Linked DNA regions of Homo sapiens: region 2 is linked to region 1. A link is a loop called in an ENCODE intact Hi-C map of the cell type or tissue named here. Cell type or tissue: Calu3. All regions are shown on one strand. Links, peaks and the distances in the headings refer to the core of each region. The heading gives the core; the rest is flanking DNA. Region 1 overlaps CDKAL1 (CDKAL1 threonylcarbamoyladenosine tRNA methylthiotransferase). Region 2 overlaps CDKAL1 (CDKAL1 threonylcarbamoyladenosine tRNA methylthiotransferase).

What was found. Peaks named below come from ENCODE experiments on the same cell type or tissue, not always from the same donor. Only the 100,000 strongest peaks of a DNase experiment are listed, where the experiment ranks them.
Region 2: a loop joins it to region 1, with 2.0 times the contacts of the local background. A loop is called at or near these places in 2 of 110 quality-filtered maps.

What each region holds. Positions count from the first base shown.
Region 1 is chr6:20,647,315-20,657,194 of GRCh38, reverse strand. It overlaps CDKAL1 (CDKAL1 threonylcarbamoyladenosine tRNA methylthiotransferase), which reads right to left. Exons shown (of 16, transcript NM_017774.3): 5 at 7,818-7,902. Among named protein-coding and RNA genes, the nearest start is that of CDKAL1, 120 kb to the right of the region's middle. In Calu3, for the core only: no CTCF peak of the experiment used is centred there; DNase peaks (open chromatin) are centred at 4,590 and 4,844.
Region 2 is chr6:20,582,585-20,592,464 of GRCh38, reverse strand. The region is part of intron 4 of CDKAL1 (CDKAL1 threonylcarbamoyladenosine tRNA methylthiotransferase); the gene reads right to left. Among named protein-coding and RNA genes, the nearest start is that of CDKAL1, 53 kb to the right of the region's middle. RefSeq lists a silencer at 5,680-5,880. In Calu3, for the core only: no CTCF peak of the experiment used is centred there; no DNase peak of the experiment used is centred there.

The sequences.
Region 1 (9,880 bases), core at 1,293-9,292:
CATGTGTAGCACGACTTAACATTTAACAATGTTACACTACTCATCTTTGCTGTTTTGTGTTAGGCAATGGTGACAACTGGAAAAATATCTGAATAAAGCAAAATGCTTGACAAGAGTAATCCATCACTGAAAGATTTTATATGTATAAATGTCACCTCAATCTGATATTTTCCCAATGTTAACTGTTATTGTACCTTTTACAGGATTGTATTTATTCTGGAAAGAAATCAAATGTTAGTTTAAGTGTTATCTTAATAAGAATTAGTTGTGATGATCAAAAGTCTTCAAGGCCATTAAAAATACTTAATCATATATAATATCTTTTTAAATTTTCTTTCAATCAAGCAGAATAGTACATTAAAGGAACCTGTGCTTGCTACCACTAGCTTTGTAGTGTTTAAATGGCAAACTTTTCTTGCCATTTCTACTTAATCATTCAAACAGCATTTCATTACTTTGAACCATATTAATAACACATATATAACAAAACCCATTGACACAAGTTATATTTGAGTTTTTAAACTTTTAGAAATACTCTAGAACTATGTCCATTAATTACATTATAAAGTTGATAATCACAGAAACTATATTCTCTAGGTTCAGTACATAGGGGGTATCAGTAGCAGTAAAGTATCTTTGTATCTTGTTTACCTTTCTACAGAGAAAAATACATAATTTGAGACAATCACAGGCTTCTCATTAAAAAAAAAAAGCATTCTCTGAAAACGGACAGCATCTGGTGAATACCATTCTCTGCCTTAGTTTAATTCGTCCTTCTTCTGCTCCTAAACTTGACCCTAACTCCCCTCTTCCATCCTCCCTTCCCTTGCCTCTTGCCATCGCTCCGGTAAGAACTCCTCTGTTCCTTCCACCATTTTGAATTAAGGATGACATCACATTCAACTATCAACTCTATGCAAACAATATTAAATTTGTGTTTCTAGTGTTGACCTCTTTGATATCTGCCTCAATTCTGCAACCACTTACTTGACATCTTTATCTAGGAAGCACAGTAATAAAATGGTTAAATGCACAGACTCTAGTCAGACTGCCTCGGTTAAAATCCCACTTCTACCATTTATGAACTGAACAGCAGCCTTAGAGACCTTCATCTGTAAAACAGATGCTGCTTCACCTATAAAACAGGAATACAAATGGAATCTACAACTCATTGATAGGCTGCAAGAATTAAGCTAGATAATATCTAATTCATCTAAAGCACTTAGAACACTGCCCGTCACATAGAAGACACTCAATAAAGCTCAAGTATATTCATTATCTTATTAAAATATTTATCTGTAACTTCAAATACAGCACATTCAAAACCAAAACATGTCATCTCTTAATAACTCCCTTCCTAGAATTCCTCACTTCATTCTAGCCAGAGACCTTAGAGTCATCTTGGACAACGTGGAATGTGTAAAGCAGCGGTCCCCCCAACATTTTTGGCACCAAGAACCGGCTTCATGGAAGATAATTTTTCCACAGACCGGGGGTGGGAGGTGTGGTGTTGGGGTGAAACTGTTCCACCTCAGGTCACCAAGCATTAGTTTAGATTCTTATAAGGAGCGCACAACCTAGATCCCTCACATGTACAGTTCACAATAGGATGTGTGCTCCTGTAAGAATCTAATGCTGCTGCTGATCTAATAGCAGGCAGACCTCAGGCAGTAATGCTTGCTCGCCTACCACTCACTTCCTGCTGTGCAGCCAGTTCCTAACAGGCCACAGACGAGTACACGTCTACAGCCCAGGGGTTGGAGACCCCTGATGTAAAGAATTCTTCCATCTCAAGTCAATGTATTCCTTCCAATTCTGAACACCTCCACTTTAGATGAGATCCTCTGTACCTGGACTACAACCACTCTGTCCTCACTGGACTCCTGATCTATACTCTTCCTTACACACAACCATCCTTCACATTGCTACTACAACTAAGTCCCTGACCAAGGCAGTAAAAACAGAAAACAAAAAATTTTTAAAGTTTACCATTTAAAGTAGTATAAAAATATAAAGTACATACTGTGCAGGCAAAAGAAGAAAGAATAAGTTTATTTTCTTAACGCACTGGAATAATTCAATATCTACATTGGGAGAAAAAAGTCTAAAAGATGCACAAGAGCTATAGAAAGAAAAGAATCAATCCTTAAAAAGTCAGGATAGAAGAGTTGGATAACTCAAAATTGTGAAGATTCAATTCTCCCCAAAATCATCTAAAAATTAAATGTAATCACAAACACACAACAGTATTCCTTGTTCAACTTAAAAACAGATACACTCTTAAAGAAGAACAAAAAGGTACTAGCACTATCAAATAGGTAGCCTTAATGTAACTCTGTACTACTTATGACTATGTAGAACAAGAACCAGAATAAAGAAATAGATCAAAGGAATGAAATAGAGGACCCAGAACAGATTCAAACATCTATGGACACTCAACATATGAGAGGGTGGGCAATGCACAGATAAAAGAAGAAAGAATAGAACTTAAATAAATAAATGATACTGAAACAATTGGTTATCTACAGAGAAAGACATAAAATTGGACCCCTTCTGATACCATAATAAAAAATAATAACAGTCAACTCTAGATGAATTATAGACCTAAATGTAAAAGGTAAAACCATGAAACTTTTAGAAGAAAATATAGGAAAATATCTTAATAGCTTCAGAGTAAGAAAAGACTTCTTAAACAATAAGAACACAGACCAAAAAGAACGGATTAATAAACTTTAAACCAGAATTTATCTTCATCAAAAGATACCACAAAAGAAAATGAAAAGATAAGCCACAATTGGGAGAAGATATTTGCAACGTGTATAATATCTAAGGATTAGGATATGTAAGACACATAATATATGGCCACAAATAAATGATTAAAATGAAAAAAAAAAACCAGAAAAATAGACAAATGACCTGAGAAGCCATTTTACCAAAAAAGTAAAATCCAAATAGCCAATAGATCTATTTTAAAAAGCCCAAACTCATTAATGATCACAGAAATGCAACAAAGGCCGGGCACAGTGGCTCACGCCTGTAATCCCAGTACTTTGGGAGGCCGAGGCAGGTGGATCACTTGAGGTCAGAAGTTCGAGATCAGCCTGGCCAACACAGTGAAACCACATCTCTACTAAAAATACAAAAAACTGACTAGGCGCGGTGGCTCATGCCTGTAATCCCAACACTTTGGGAGGCCAAGGTGGGTGGATCACTTGAAGTCAGAAGTTCAAGACCAGCCTGGCCAACACGGTGAAACCGCATCTCTACTAAAAATATAAAAAATTGACTAGGCGCAGTGGCTCACGTCTGTAATCCCAGCACTTTGGGAGGCCGAGGCAGGCGGATCACGAGGTCAGGAGATTGAGATCATCCTGGCCAACATGGTGAAACTCCATCTCTACTAAAAACAAAAATTAGCTGGGTGTGGTGGTGCACGCCTGTAATCCCACCTACTCGAGAGGCTGAGGCAGGAGAATCACTTGAACCCGGGAGTTGGAGGTTGTAGCGAGACAAGATTGCCCCACTGCACTCCAGGCTGGTGACAGAGTGAGACTCCCTCTCAAAAAAAAAAAAAAATTAGCCGGGTGTGGTGGCGCCCGCCTGTGATCCCAGGTACCCGGGAGGCTGAGGCAGGAGAATCCTTTGAACACGAGAGGCAGAGGTTGCAGTGAGCCGAGATCCTGCCACTGCACTTCAGCCTGGGCGACAGGGTGAGAGCCTGTCTCAAGAAAAGAAAAAAAGGAAATGTAAATTAAAACCAAAACGAAATACCATCATCACCAACAGACTTGCAAAAACTTAAGTCTGGCCATATCAAGTGCTGACAAAAATGGAAAACAACAAATGCACACATCCATTACTGGTGAGAATGCACACTACTACATCCATTCGTGAAAAGAAATTGGCGTTACCTAATAAAGTTTGAATGTACACAGATATGTTACCCAGTAACTCAACTCCCAGGTTCATATTCTAGAATAATTCTTACACATGTGCACCGGAAAACATGTTTAAAATAGTCATAGCAGGAATGTCCATGAAAGCAAAACACTGGGAAAAATTCAAAACTCTATTAATAATAAAATGAATAAATTGTAGCAAATTCTATGAATTTACACCCATTAACATGAATAAATCTCAAAGCGTAATGCTGAGAAAAAGATGTAAATCTCAGAAGAACACAAACAGTATAAGTTCAACAGATAAAGTTCAAAATACGGCTAAACAAGACAACACACTGTTTAAAGACATACTTAATAGATGATACATTAACTAATAAAAGTAAGGAAATGACTCACAAAAGTCAAGATAAAGGTTACTTCTTGGGAGTTATGATTGAAAACACGGCAGTTTCTACGGTCTTGACAATGTTATACTTCTTACACTGGGTGGCAGATGTTTAAGTGTTTATTATTATTTAAACTGTATGTGTTTTATAAACGCTAATGTATGTTTAATATATTTCACAATAAAACCAATAAAGGGGAAAAAGAATGAGTATAAGAATGAAATTAAGAAGAGAAGAATTTTTAAAAGTCTGGCTGGGAAGGCAAGAAAAAATGTAGGACAATAGCTAACAGGGGCACAGGGGGCCGATTAGACCCAGGTATGTTTAAATACCAATGAAAAGGTTCCAGGGGAGTTGGAGAGGTTGGAAATATGGAATGAGGAAATAATTTCTAGAAGAAGGTTTCTAAGAAGATCCATGGAGATAAGATTCAGAGAAAATGTGAAAAAAGGATACTTCTTCCACGTTAACTTGAGGGAACAAAGAAAGAAGCAAGGACTTAATATGCCCACCTCCCTTCAACAAAGTGCAATTCCGTTGAAAGCCAGGTACTGCAGCACTTAGAACAGTGCTAATGGGCAGGGAAAAGAGGCAAGGACTGTGTCAGGCAACTTCACAAAGTATGCATTGATTCTCCGAGAAGAACACATAGTTAACACTTAACAAATACTCAAAAATCACCTATTAGCTAACTTCACAAATACTGAAATTACTTATTAGAAAAGTTCCCATTAAAGTATTACTCTTAAGGAGATAGACACACAAAAAACCCTTCAAAAAGCCATCCTCCTGAAACTACTCCAAACAACTGAAAACAAGGGATTTCTTCCTAACTCATTTTATGAGGCCAGCATCATCCTGATACCAAAACCTGGCAGAGATACAACAAAAAAAGAAAACTTCAGGTCAATATCCATGATGAACATCAATGCAAAAATCCTCAATAAAATACTGGGCAAACCGAATCCAGCAGCACATCAAAAAGCTTATCCACCATGATCAAGTGGGCTTCATCCCTGGATGCGAGGCTGGTTCAACATATGTAAATCAATAAACATAATTCATCACATAAACAGAACTAAAGACAAAAACCACATGATTTTCTCAATACAGAAAAGGTCTTCAATAAAATTCAACATCCCTTCATGTTAAAAACTCTCAATAAACTAAGTATTGATGGAACAGACCTCAAAATAATAAGGGCCATTTATGACAAACCCACAGCCCATATCATACTGAATGAGCAAAAGCTGGAAGCATTCCCTTTGAAAACGGGCACAAGACAAGGATGCCCTCTCTCACCACTCCTATTCAACACAGCATTGGAAGTTCTGGCCAGGGCAATCAGGCAAGAGAAAAAAATAAAGCGTATTCAAATAGAAAGAGAGGAAGTCAAACTGTCTCTGTTTGCAGATGACATGATCCTATTCCTAGAAAACCCCATCGTCTCAGCCCAAAAACTTCTTAACCTAATAAGCAACTTCAGTAAACTCTCAGGATATAAAATCAATGTGCAAAAATCACAAGCATTCCTATACAGCAACAATAGACAAACTGAGAGCCAAATCATGAATGAACTCCCATTTACAATTGCCACAAAAAGAATAAAATACCTAGGAAAACAGCTAACAAGGGAAGTGAAGGACCTCTTCGAGGAGAACTACAAACCACTGCCCAAGGAAATAAGAGAGGAAACAAACAAATGGTAAAACATTCCATGCTCATGGATAGGAAGAATCAATATCATGAAAATGGCCATACTGCCCAAAGTAATTTGTAGATTCAATACTATTCCCATTAAACTACCATTGACATTCTTCATAGAATTAGAAAAAAAAACTTTAAAATTCATATGAAACCAAAAAAGAGCCCATATAGCCAAGACAATCCTAAGAAAAAAGAACAAAACTAGGGGCATCGCGCTACCCAACTTCAAACTATACTACAAGGCTACAGTAACCAAAACTTCATAGGACTGGTGTAAAAACAGATACATAGACCAAGGAAACAGAATAGAGAACTCAGAAATAAGACCGCACATCTACAACCATCTGATCTTCAACAAACCTGACAAAAACAAGCAATGGGGAGAGGATTCCCTACTTGATAAATGGTGCTGGGAAAACTGGCTAGCCTTGTGCAGAAAACTGAAACTGGACCCCTTCCTTATACCTTATACAAAAATTAACTCAAGATGGATTAAAGACTTAAATGTAAAGCCCAAAACTTCAAAAACCCAAGAAGAAAACCTAGGCAATACCATTCAGGACATAGGCACAGGCAAAGATTTCATGATGAAAACATCAAAAGCAATTTCGACAAAAGCAAAAATTGACAAATGGAATCTAATTAAAGAGCTTCTGCATAGCAAAAGAAACTATCATCAGAGTGAACAGACAACCTATAGAATGGGAGAAAATTTTTGCAATCTATCCACATAACAAAGGTCTGATATCCAGAATCTATAAGGAATGTAAACAGATATATAGGAAAAAAAACAAACAACCCCATTAAAAAGTGGGCAAAGCACATGGACACTTCTCAAAAGACATTTATGCAGCAAAAAAACATATGAAAAAAAGTTCAACATCTCTGATCATTAGAGAAATGCAAGCCAAAACCACAATGAGGTACCATTTCACGCCAGTCAGAATGGCGATTATTAAAAGTCAACAAACAACAGATGCTGGCGAGGCTGTGGATAAATAGGAACACTTTTACACTGTTGGTGGGAATGTAAATTAATTAAACCATTGTGGAAGACAGTGTGGCGATTTCTCAAAGACCTAGAACCAGAAAGGCCATTTGATCCAGCAATGCCATTACTGGGTATATCCCCGAAGGAACATAAATCATTCTATTAAAAAGATACATGCACACATATGTTCATTGCAGCACTATTCACAATAGCAAAGACATGGAATCAACCCAAATTCCCATCAATGACAGACTAAAGAAATTGTGGTGCATATACACCATGGAATACTATGCAGCCATAAAAAGAAATGAGATCACATCCTTTGCAAGCACACAGATGGAGCTGGAAGCCGTCATCCGCACCAAACTAATACAGGAACAGAAAAACAAACACTGCATGTTCTCACTTACAAGTGGGAGCTGAACAATGAGAACACATGGACACAGGGAGGGGAACAACATACAGTTGGGCCTGTTAGGGGGTGGGGGAAGGGAGAGCATCAGGATAAATAGCTAATGCATATAGGGCTTAATACCTAGGTGATGGGTTGATAGGTGCAGCAAACCATCATGGCACATGTTTGCCTATGTAACAAACTTGCACATCCTGTACATGTACCCCAGAACTTAAAGTAAATTTAATTTAAAAATAAAAAATAAAAAAAGCATCATTCTGTATCAGACAAATTCAAAATAGTATAATCTTAAAAGTCCAACTCATACTTTTTTAATATAAACTAAATATCTATATTGACATTTTTAAAAAGCTAATCTTTTGGTATCAATTCTTACTTTGATTATACAAAATAGGAAAAAATCAATTTCTACTTACTTAATTGAGTTTCTAAAGTGGTCTTCAGCTGGGTTTTTTACAGTGCAACTGTTCAGGAGCCATAAATCTGCATCGGATGCATTTTCTATTAAAAAAATGAACACAAAAAAGAAGTAAGTAGCACACTTAATCATTCAAAAATATCCAGTGGCACTGGGATTGCTGCGGTAGGGGAGAGAAAAACAGTGGAGTAAAATGAACAGGCAATTACAACACAGTAGAAAATTGCTAGAACATGGAAATATTTGTGAACAATAAATATAAAAATGTGTAATCTATGCTATATCTTTTCACTTAAAATGTAATGATAAGCATTCTCTTCCTTTACTTTCAATGCTTGACAGTACTATCTAATAATTTCCACAAACTAAAGTGAAACTTGCCCTAATCTTAACTCTGAGTATCAAATCAATTTCACCTTTGTGGATTATGTGTTAAGCTTTTTCAGGCACAGAGTGTACACTGAATATTCTTCAGCTTGAGAAATTCTTAAAAACCTAACTTGTCTGCCTTAAAAATTAATGATTTACCTCAAAGTGGGCCTTTTATTCCTATCACCATTTTGATTAAATATTGTTATATACTATAATAAACTCACTGGCAATGCAACAAATAATCCAAACCCATCATATTTATTATATGAATTTTTAATACCTAAAGTTGCTACTATTCCACCTGCCTCTTGCATACTTCAGTTGCCTGAAAGGATCTTATATATTAAAATAGGATTACCATAAAGAAAGGAAAACCAAAATTGAAAACTGCAGCACCTTCAACAGTATCTGTATAAGAACAGAAGCTAAGATCAAATGACATGAACTAAGAGAACATACAGATGTCTATGTGTAGATTCTCCACCTAGGAAGAAAGATTCAAATAAGAGCACTAGGTGGGAGGACTGGTAAGCACATCAGAGTTTCTGGTAACTTGGCACACACGCCAAAAAATTCTACCGGGCGCAGTGGCTCACTCCCGTAATCCCAGCACTTTGGGAGGCTGTGGAGGGTGGATCATGAGGTCCGTAGTTCAAGACCAGTTGGGCCAAGATGGTGAAACCCGGTCTCTACTAAAAATACAAAAATTAGCCGGGTGTGGTGGCGGGCATGCCTGTACTCTCAGCTATTCAGGAGGCTGAGGCAGAGAATTGCTTGAACCCGGGAGGCAGAGGTTGCAGTGAGCCGAGATCATTATGCCACTGCATTCCAGCCTGTGCGATGGAGCAAGACTCCATCTAAAAAAAAAAAAAAAATTCCCCCAGTATTTTATTATAAACATGGCAAAAAAAAATATTTTTTTTTTTTTTGAGACAGAGTCTCGCTCTGTCACCCAGGCTGGAGTGCAGTGGCATGATCTCCGCTCACTGCAACCTCCGTCTCCTGGGTTCACGACATTCTCCTGCCTCAGCCTCCTGAGTAGCTGGGATTACAGGCGCCCACCACCATGCCCAGCTAAAAAAAAAAAATGTTGAAACAATGAAAGGCATGGAAACTACTTACACTATTTATCAGCTGAATACTATGATCCTTGCTAACCTGACTCATTTCTTGCATTCATTTCCTCTACCCCCAGACCATAGTCTAATTTGCCACCCAGCAGCCAGAGTGCCTTATATAAAACATAAATCAATTATGTCACTTCCCTACTCAACTCAGAAAAGATTATTCACCTACCTCCTGTTAGTATCCTCCAAATTATTCCCAATGCCACCTGAGTGATATTCCTCTACTATCAATCTGATCCTAGTACTCTTTCTTCTCTGAATTCCTATAACAGACTGTGTGTAGACAATTCTTGTACACTGAAAATCATTCATTTTTTGGCCTGTCTTTACTACTATTTAAGAGATACTGAATACATTTTTATCTGCTGCTCCTTGAACGTTCAAATCCCAACAGAGTGATGGGCACAGAGTAGACATTCAAATTGTCACGGCACACTAAACAATATGCAAGTAGGTAAAGGGTGAGGGGAGGATGACAGAGGGGCAATGTGTGGGACCACATGCATATGGCGCTTCTCCAATCTCCTAAAGCTTGGAAGGCCATAGTGATCGTTAGAAATGA
Region 2 (9,880 bases), core at 649-8,648, 64 kb after region 1:
GAAGCATTCCCTTTGAAAAACCACACAAGACAAGGATGCCCTCTCTCACCACTCCTATTCAACATAGTAACATAGTATTAGAAGTTCTGGCCAGGGCAATCAGCCAAGAGAAAGAAATAAAGGGTATTCGAATAGGAAGAGAGGAAGTCAAATTACCTCTGTTTGCAGATGACATGATTGTATATTCAGAAAACCCAAAAACTTCTTAATCTGATAAGCAACTTCAGCAAAGTCTCAGGATACAAAATCAATGTGCAAAAATCATAAGCATTCCTATACACCAATAACAGACAAACAGAAAGCCAAATCAGGAGTGAACTCCCATTCACAATTGCTACAAGGAGAATAAAATACCTAGGAATCCAACTTACAAGGGATGTAAAGGACCTCTTCAAGGAGAACTACAAACCGCTGCTCAAGGAAATAAGAGAGGACACAAACAAATGCAAAAACATTCCATGCTCATGGATAGGAAGAATCAATATCATGAAAATGGCCATACTATCCAAAGTAATTTATAGATTCAATGCTATCTCCATCAAGCTACCATTGACTTTCTTCACACAATTAGAAAAAACTACTTTAAATTTCATCTGGAACCAAAAAAGAGCCCGTATAGCCAAGACAAACCTAAGCAGAAGAACAAAGCTGGAGGCATCAGGCTACCTGACTTCAAACAATACTACAAGGCTACGGTAACCAAAACAGCATGGTACTGGTACCAAAACAGATATATAGACCAACGGAACAGAATAGAGGCCTCAGAAATAATGCCACACATCTACAACCATCTGATCTTTGACAAAGCTCACAAAAACAAGAAATGGGGAAAGGATTCCCTATTTAATAAATGGTGTCGGGAAAACTAGTTAGCCATATGCAAAAAACTGAAACTGGACCCCTAACAGAAACTGGACCCCTTCCTTACACCTTATAGAAAAATTAACTCAAGATGGATTAAAGACTTAAACGTAAGACCTAAAATCATAAAAACCCTAGAATAAAACCTAGGCAATACCATTCAGGACACAGGAATGGGCAAAGACTTCATGACTAAAACACCAAAAGCAATGACAACAAAAGCCAAAATAGACAAATGGGATCTAATTAAACTAAAGAGCTTCTGCACAGCAAAAGAAACTATCATCAGAGTGAACAGGCAACCTACAGAATGGGAGAAAATTTTTGCAATCTATCCATTTAACAAAGGGCTAATATCCAGAATCTACAAAGAACTTAAACAAATATACAAGAAAAAAATAACCCCATCAAAAAGTGGGCGAAGAATATGAACGGACACTTCTCAAAAGAAGACATTTATGTGGTCAACAAACATATGAAAAAAAGCTCATCATCACTGGTCATTGGAGAAATGCAAATCAAAACCACAATGAGATACCATCTCATGCCAGTTAGAATGGCGATCATTAAAAAGTCAGGAAACAACAGATGCCAGAGAGGATGTCGAGAAATAGGAACGCTTTTACACTGTTGATGGGAGTGTAAATTAGTTCAACCATTGTGGAGGACAGTGTGGCAATTCCTCAAGGATCTAGAACCAGAAATACCATTTGACCCAGCAACCCCATTACTCGGTATACACCCAAAGGATTATAAATCATTCTACAATAAAGACAGATGCACATGTATGTTTATTGCAGCACTTTTCACAATAGCAAAAACTAGGAACCAACCCAAATGCCCATCAATGATAGATTGGATAAAGAAAATGTGGCACATATACACCATGGAATACTATACAGCCATAAAAAGGATGAGTTCATGTCCTTTGCAGGGACATGGATGAAGCTGGAAACCATCATTCTCAGCAAACTAACACACGAACAGAAAACCAAACACTGCATGTTCTCACTCATAAGTGGGAGTTGAACAATGAGAACACATGGACACAGGGAGGGGAACATCACACACCGGGGGCTGTTGGGGAGTGGGGGGCTAGGAGAGGGATAGCATTAGGAGAAATACCTAATGTAGATGATGGGTTGATGGGTGCAGCAAACCACCGTGGCACGTGTATACCTATGTTTTGAACAAACCTGCACATTCTGCACATGTATCCCAGAACTTAAAGTATAATAAAATAAATAAAAAATAAAAACAAAAAAATAAAATTATGGTGCCCTTACTCTGTGCATAGTAGGTAATTTGCATATCTAGTCTAGAATCATCATGATGGCCTTATTAGATACAACATAATATAATCTTGTTTTTAAAGATGAAAAATGAGACTGAAAGTAAAGTAACCTGGGGACAGTCATATGACTATCAAATGAAAGAGCAAGAATTAAAACACAGTATTAACAACTGTTAATACTTCATTAATATTAGTACAATACAATAAGCAGCCTACTACTTATATGAGCACTTTTAAGTACCTTAAATATTTTCATTTAAATTCATTTACTACTTATAACTGTCATATGGAATAAGCACTATTATCCTCATTTTATAAATGAGAAAACTGGGGACAAAGAGATGGAACAGCTTTCTCAAAGTCACATGGCAAGCAAAGTGGCTCTTGGACTTACACAGCCTGGTGCCATCACCCAAATTCTTAACCCGTGCACTACCATTTCTCTAATCCTTAAAATAAAGCAATGCAATTTTAAAGTCAGTGTATAACTCTGTGAAACTTTAAACATAAATTTGGACATCATTTTTAGCACTTCACTGAATATGAGAAAAACTAATAATATAAGAAATTTCACTGAAATATGAGAAAAACTAATAATATGAGAAAAACTAATAAAATAATTACAAAAGTACTTTTAGTAGTATGTTCTTTTTCTGAATTCAATCCCACTGATGTGAAGGCCGTCCACTTTCCTAAAGAGCTGAAAGGCACGTAATGAATCATTTTCTAATCAAACAAGAAGTATTACAAGATCCTGGAACGTTCCCTGAGAATACCTACCAAAGGAAACTTGAGAAACAATATTATCAACTATAGAGTTAAAGAAACAGAAATTCTACTTACAAAGCTAAGCCTTTCAATTTCATTGGCTTTCAGCAAGACTAGCGATTGCATCTAAACTCAAACAGGAAGCAATCTGACACTTTCTTCTCAGAACGTGCAGAACATGTGTGTGTAATGTCAAATACAAAATAAAAAGGAAGTAACTAACTGCTTTTTACTAGTGTTTTTACTAACACTGAAGTAAAAACAAGATTAATATGCAAGATTAGTATTTTTTTGTCATTAGTATCTTTTTCTTTACTAGTATCTTTAGTATTTTAATGGTTCTAATCAATGATATCAATGATATCTAGCCTCAACATTCATAATATGTGAATCTGATAACAAAAGGCAAATAAAATTTCTCTGTGTGGCTGCAGATGTTCACGGAGACAGAAAGACCACCAATAATTTCACACAGGACTACATGAATGAAAAATAAGCAAGATATCTCCTTTTTGTAGTGATATTTTTAAATCACCTGAACCAAGACTGTTTGATTCACATAAAACCATAAATGAAAATATTATAAGATTTCAAACTTTCCATTTTATAAAATAAACAAGTATATAATCCTATAAAACAGAAATGGATGGTAGCTAGGCTGGAGACATATTGATTAATTTGAGCTTTCCAGTCTACTCTAAGAAAATAACACATTTTTAGGACTGTAATATCTACAACAGAAACAGCATTAAAATGTAAAATAGATGAGATTATTTTAAAAGGAGGTCTCTAGCTCATTAACTTACTAGAGAAACAGAGTTCGAAAATGATAAAGTTTGAAAGTATAATTTTACTAATGTTGCCTCTTAACTTTTGAAAGACTGCCAAGGATACCTAAGCAAAAAGGAAAAAGATTAATTAAAAAAATCCACCTTAGAGCTACCGAACGTAGGAGTGCTAGAGGGAAAACCTGAAATAGAAAGAAAACTTCAAAGAGATTCTGTAATCGAAGATGCCTTATTCTTGACTGCCTCATCTCAGAGATTAAAGAAGATTTTTAAAGCTGTTCCATGGACATAGAGATCAAACATTTATAAATGTTTATAATTTTACAAGTCCTAAATTCAAAGGTGGGCTCAAAGAAATGAGTAGCGTAGGCTGCTAGAAACAAAGATGAATTTTTGGGTGAGGGAGTCATGTAGAAGGTAGCTTTGAAGAATATACTCTTTGGGTTATAGAGAAGGAAGAGTATTTTTGAAAAGTTCACTCAACATTGAGAACACCTAAATGAACCACAATAAAATGCTAGGGAAAGGGAATCAAGGATCAGCCTTAATTATCTCTACTGGATATTAACAAGTATTAAACCCATCAAATATTCCCACAGCAACAATTTTTTGTTTGGTTGGTTTTTGTGGTGTTTTTGTTTTATTTTGTTTTGTTTTGAGGCAGGGTCTTGCTCTGTCGCCCAGGCTGGAGTGCAGTGGCATGATCTTGCCTCACAGCAACTTCCACCTCCCAGGCTTCAAGCCATCCTCCCACTCAACCTCCTTAGCAGCTGGGACCATAGGTGCATGCCACCATGCCTGGCTAAATTTTTATATTTTTCATAGAAACAGGGTCTCGCTATGTTGCCCAGGCTGGTCTCGAACTCCTGGGCTCAAGCAATCTGCCCAACTTAACCTCCCAAAGTGCTGGGATTACAAGCATGAGCCACAGTACCCAACTTCTGGGGGTTTTTTTTGGTTTTTGGTTCTGGTGTATTGAGTTGGTTTTTTGAGGGGGGCGGTTTGTTTGTTTGTTTGTTTTCAGACAGGGTCTCACTCTGTTGCCCAGGCTGGAGTACAGTGGCATGATCATGGCTCACTGCAGCCTCAAAATCTGGGGCTCAAGAAATCCTGCCATCTCAGCCTCCAGAGTAGCTGGGACTACAGGTGGGCACCACCACACCCAGCTAATTTTTTAATTTTTTGTAAGGATAGGGTCTCACTACGCTGCCCACGCTGGTGGCAAACTCCTGGGCTAAAGCGATCCTCCCACCTCAGCCTCTCAAAGTGCTGGGATTACAAGCATGAGCCACCATGCCCAGCCCACAGCATCTGTTTTGTAGCAGTTCAAGATTATCATATAAACCTAACTAGATCTTCTCTTGTAAAGTGAAAATTTCAACAATTCAGATTCTTGGTTTGTAGATAATTTATAAGTTTTATTATCTGTTAGCTTCGAACTCTCATCCCCTAAAATGAAAAGAAGGAGGCCAGGCGTGGTAGCTCATGCCTGTAATCCCAGCACTTTGGGAGGCTGCGGCAGGTGGATCACCTGAGGTCAGGAGTTCGAGATCAGCTTGGCCAAAATGGCAAAACCGCGTCTCTACTAAAAATACAAAAATTAGCGGGGCGTGGTGGCACGCGCCTGTAATCTCAGCTACTCAGGAGGCTGGGGCAAGAGAATCACTTGAACCCGGGAGGTAGAGGATGCAGTGAGCCGAGATCTTGCCATTGCCCTCCAGCCTGGGCAAAAAGAGCAAAACTCCGTCTCAAAAAAAAAAAAAAAAAAAAAAAAACACCTGGAGGAAGAACATTCCAGGCATGAGGGAATAGCAAGTGCAAGCATATGCTTGGTATATTCAAAGAAGAGCAAGAAAATGAGGGCGGCAGTGGTAGCAGGAGATGAAGTCAAGAGAAGTAGAAAAGGTGTTCACTTCATCTGGCCTTTGTAAACCTCAGAACATGATATAAATCTTGGCTTCCACTCATGTGGATATTTACATTTAAATCAATTAAAATAAAATTTAAAATTCAGTGCCTCAGTTGCACTAGCCGGATCTGAAGTACTTAACAGACACATGGCCAGTGGCTACCATATTAGCACAGATTAGAGCACTTCCTTTTTTTATGTTTGTTTTGAGATAGAGTTTCACTCGTCACCCAGGCCGGAGTGCAGTGGCGTGATCTCGGCTCACTGCAACCTCCGCCTCCCAGGTTCAAGTGATTCTCCTGCCTCAGCCTCTCAAGTAGCTGGGATTATAGGCACTGGCCACCAAGCCTGGCTAATTTTTGTATTTTTAGTAGAGATGGGGTTTCACCACATTGGCCAGGCTGTTCTCGAACTCCTGACCTCAGGTGATCCACCCACCTTGGCCTCCCAAAGTGCTGGGATTACATGAGTGAGCCACCCTGTGCCTGGCCGAGCACTTCCATTTTTGCAGAAAGTTGTACTAGACAGCATTGTGAATTTTGAGCAGAAAAGTAAAATAATCTGACTTAGGTTTCGAAGAATCTCTGATCACTGTGTGGAAAACAGATGGTTGAGGGAAAAGCTAGGAGATAAAACAGGTAACTATTATAATCCAGGCAAGATGATGCTGGCTTAGACCACAGTGGTAGCCTAAGTGAAGGTGATAAAAATGATAGGATTATGGATATGCTTAAAGGTAGAGCCAGCAGGATTTGCTGATAGACTCAGTGTGTGATGTGGAAACAAGTAGTTATCCTTGACTCCAAAGTCTTTGGCTCAAGCAACTGAAAAGACTCAGAATCCTTTTACTGAGATATGAAGAACATGGAGCAACAGATTTGTGGGGGAGATTAGTAGTTTTGGACATGGTAAATAGACATGCCTTTTAAAGATCCAAATTCAGATGATATGTAAGCAGAGAGCCCAGGGTTCCAAAAAAAAAAGCATCAGCATAGAGAAAGTACCTAAAAGCTATGGGACTCTATAAAAACCCAAATAAGTGAGTATAGGTGGAAAAGTAAAACAAAGTGCCTTGGGGATGCTCCAACATTTCGGTATGATAAGAAGGAACCAGCAAAGATGACTGAAGGGGCAGCCAGTGAAATAGGAAGAGAACCAATAAGCAAGGGGGAGTAGTGTCCAGAAGGCCACAGTATTTCCAGAAGGAAAGAGTGAAAAGCTGTGGCAAATGCTAACAAACAAAGACTATATAAGATAAGGACTGAGAAGTGGCATTTGCATTTGGCCAAGCAAAGGTCATTGGTGAACTTGATGAGAGCACTTTCAAGTAAAAGGGCCTCCGTAGAGTGAACTAGAAACAGAAAGAGAAGCAGCAGGTCCTTCCAAGGAATTTTGCTATTACAGAGAAAGAAAAAAATGGAATAGTTGGAGAGGAAGAACGTGGTATCAGGAAGTTGGAGAGTAAGAATGTGGTGTCAAAAAACAAGATTATCGGCCGGGCGCAGTGGCTCACGCCTGTAATCCCAGCACTTTGGGAGGCCAAGGCGGGCGGATCACGAGGTCAGGAGATCGAGACCATCCTGGCTAACACGGTGAAACCCCATCTCTACTAAAAATAAAAAAAAATTAGCATGGTGGTGGGCGCCTGTAGTCCCAGCTACTGGGGAGGCTGAGGCAGGAGAATGGTGTGAACCCGGGAGGCGGAGCTTGCAGTGAGCCGAGATCATGTCACTGCACTCCAGCATGGGCGACAGAGCGAGACTCCGTCTCAAAAAAAAAAAAAAAAAGAAACAAGATTAGCTTAAGGTAGGATATATCACAGAATGTTTGATGATAGGAATGATCCAGCAAAGAAGGAAAATGATCCAACAGAGAAAGCAGAAAACTGCAGGAGCAATGACCTTGGCGGGGGAGACAGGATGAGTATACAAGTAACGGAGCTGGCCTCAGATGAGAGCACGTTATCAAAAGCAACAGAGGGACCTCAGAGTCTACATGAAATAAATTCACTCCAGCAGGTAGATTTGGTGCGGGGAAAAGTGGTATTCTCATCCGGCAGGTCTAAATAACTATGCACCTCACCAGAGTCACAGTTTTTCAGAGGAATGGGCTGTTTGTCATCTTTGGGTTCCTAGCACTAACAAGCTAGCTAAGTGAAGTTATTCAAAAGTTCTATTGAACAAATACATTCTTAGAACTACCTAACTACCCAGGGACCTCAGCTTAAGCCTTAACTCACCAAGGACTCACCAGTCAGTTCTCAATTGTGAACACTCAGCATTATAGAGAAGAAAAGGGATCACAGTTATGACCAACCACATCCCACCTTCCTTCCTCTCCCCACACTGGACTGCTCACGGATGGGGCAGGAGGGTTGTGTGCATTTCCAGCCTGCATGTACAGAAAGCACTTCCTGTCTAATATCCCAAAATGGTGACTACTCACTCCTATTTTAACTCACCTCTCAGACACTGCCCTGCTTTCTCAGAACACACTGACCAGGGCTGCTCTTTCTTAGAGCCCCCTTGCCTTTAAGCACACTGTAGAGTACCCTATCCACTGTGATCAAACCGGACTCCTGTGTGAGACTCCCTCCTAGGCCCCCAGACTTACAGACACCACAGACCCCTATTTACAAAAAGCCTTAAGAATCTGAACAGGTATTAAAATAAGAATGAGATTAGGAACTAAACATATAAAATGTAATTCAATTTCCTAAGCCCCTTCCTAAGAGTAAGGATATTGAAAACAAATCAAATGTGAAATATGAGTAGTAATGTTAAAAAAAAAAAAAAAAAGGAAACCAGCAGAATATTGCCAGCATAGCTGACATTCATTAAAGGGGCAAATCCAGATCCTGTAATCTGAATTACATCTGGTCTGTTTCCTATACTTACTTTCCTGACTTAAAATATTTTTAATAAAATAAATTTATGCTTATTAAATCTGCTGAAACTCGACAGATTAAAGATATCTTGAATCTCAAAAATTTTGTAAGTAGCAAAAATTGTTGAGAGGAGTGATTCTCTGCAAGAGCAGACTGAAACTAGTGGGGGGGGGCGCTTTTACTAACAAAAGTGTCTGATGAGATAAGATAATGCAATACATCTATTATATCTATTGTAACAATACCATTCATACTCCTATAGCTAAGACTCTTAGCATTTCCATTATAAAAACCTGTTTTTCAACTCTGCCACCTGCCATCCATTAAAAAAAAAAATAGTTCTCTCACAGCATTCAAGTGTTGATCCTGGAAACGTTCTACCACCACTCCCACTAAATGTTTTTGTTCCGTAGATTATCATGCAAATATTTCAAGTGTGTATTTTGTCTTTCCACATTGCACCAGTCTGATTCAAATATTAAGGTTTTCATCTGCAAGCCAAGATCACAGGAACATTCATTCCAGAAATACATCAATATGTACTGAAAGTCAATTTGGTAGAATCTTAGCAGTAATCAGAACATTACTCTTACATTCAAAGTAAGAGTTACAGATATTTATGATACTGAAGACATCAATACTGATTAAGTTTTCTTCATCTGACTCAAGAAGTAAAAGTCTAACAAGATACTATGAAAACAGAAATATGAAAATGAGGAATTGGGTAAAAAGAGTACACTTCACGGCAAGGCAAAGCAGTATGCAGTGGTGAATAGAACAGCATGAAAAACACTGGGTTAAATAGAACCTATCTACCAACTCCCCGCTAAGAGATGTTAGCTGGCAACTCAACAAATGCCCAAGTGTAAGGCAAAGTTTACTTTTCCCAAAAAAAATCCCTCAGAAAATAGGAAATTGTTTTCTATTTCTATTAATAAAGTCCATAGAAAGTCTTTCTTATTACCAGAACCTCTTTTTACTCTCTCCAGTCCTACTTTGAATAACAGAGTATCACTTGGAGAAGACATTACCCTAAGTAACAGGATCTGTGGAAGCTTAGAGAAGTCCCCCAGAAACAATCATCTGAATCAGTAAAAATTGCAGTAAAAGCTGCGATGAGATTTAACACAGATTTAACTCCTAGGGATATTGCCTCACATTGGCAAATATTGGATTTCATTGTAAACAAGCCTTGCAAAAATGACTTTTTTTAAGTATTATAATAAGTGCCTACACTACAGAGATCAACATACATGCTTCTACAGGAGGAAAAAGAAAACCAACTGATCTTTAATAATGAGAATGGAGGGGCTCCTGAGAGAAAATTTCCAGTGACCACAACGTAAATAGATTCAAAATAGGTTGGATTTCAG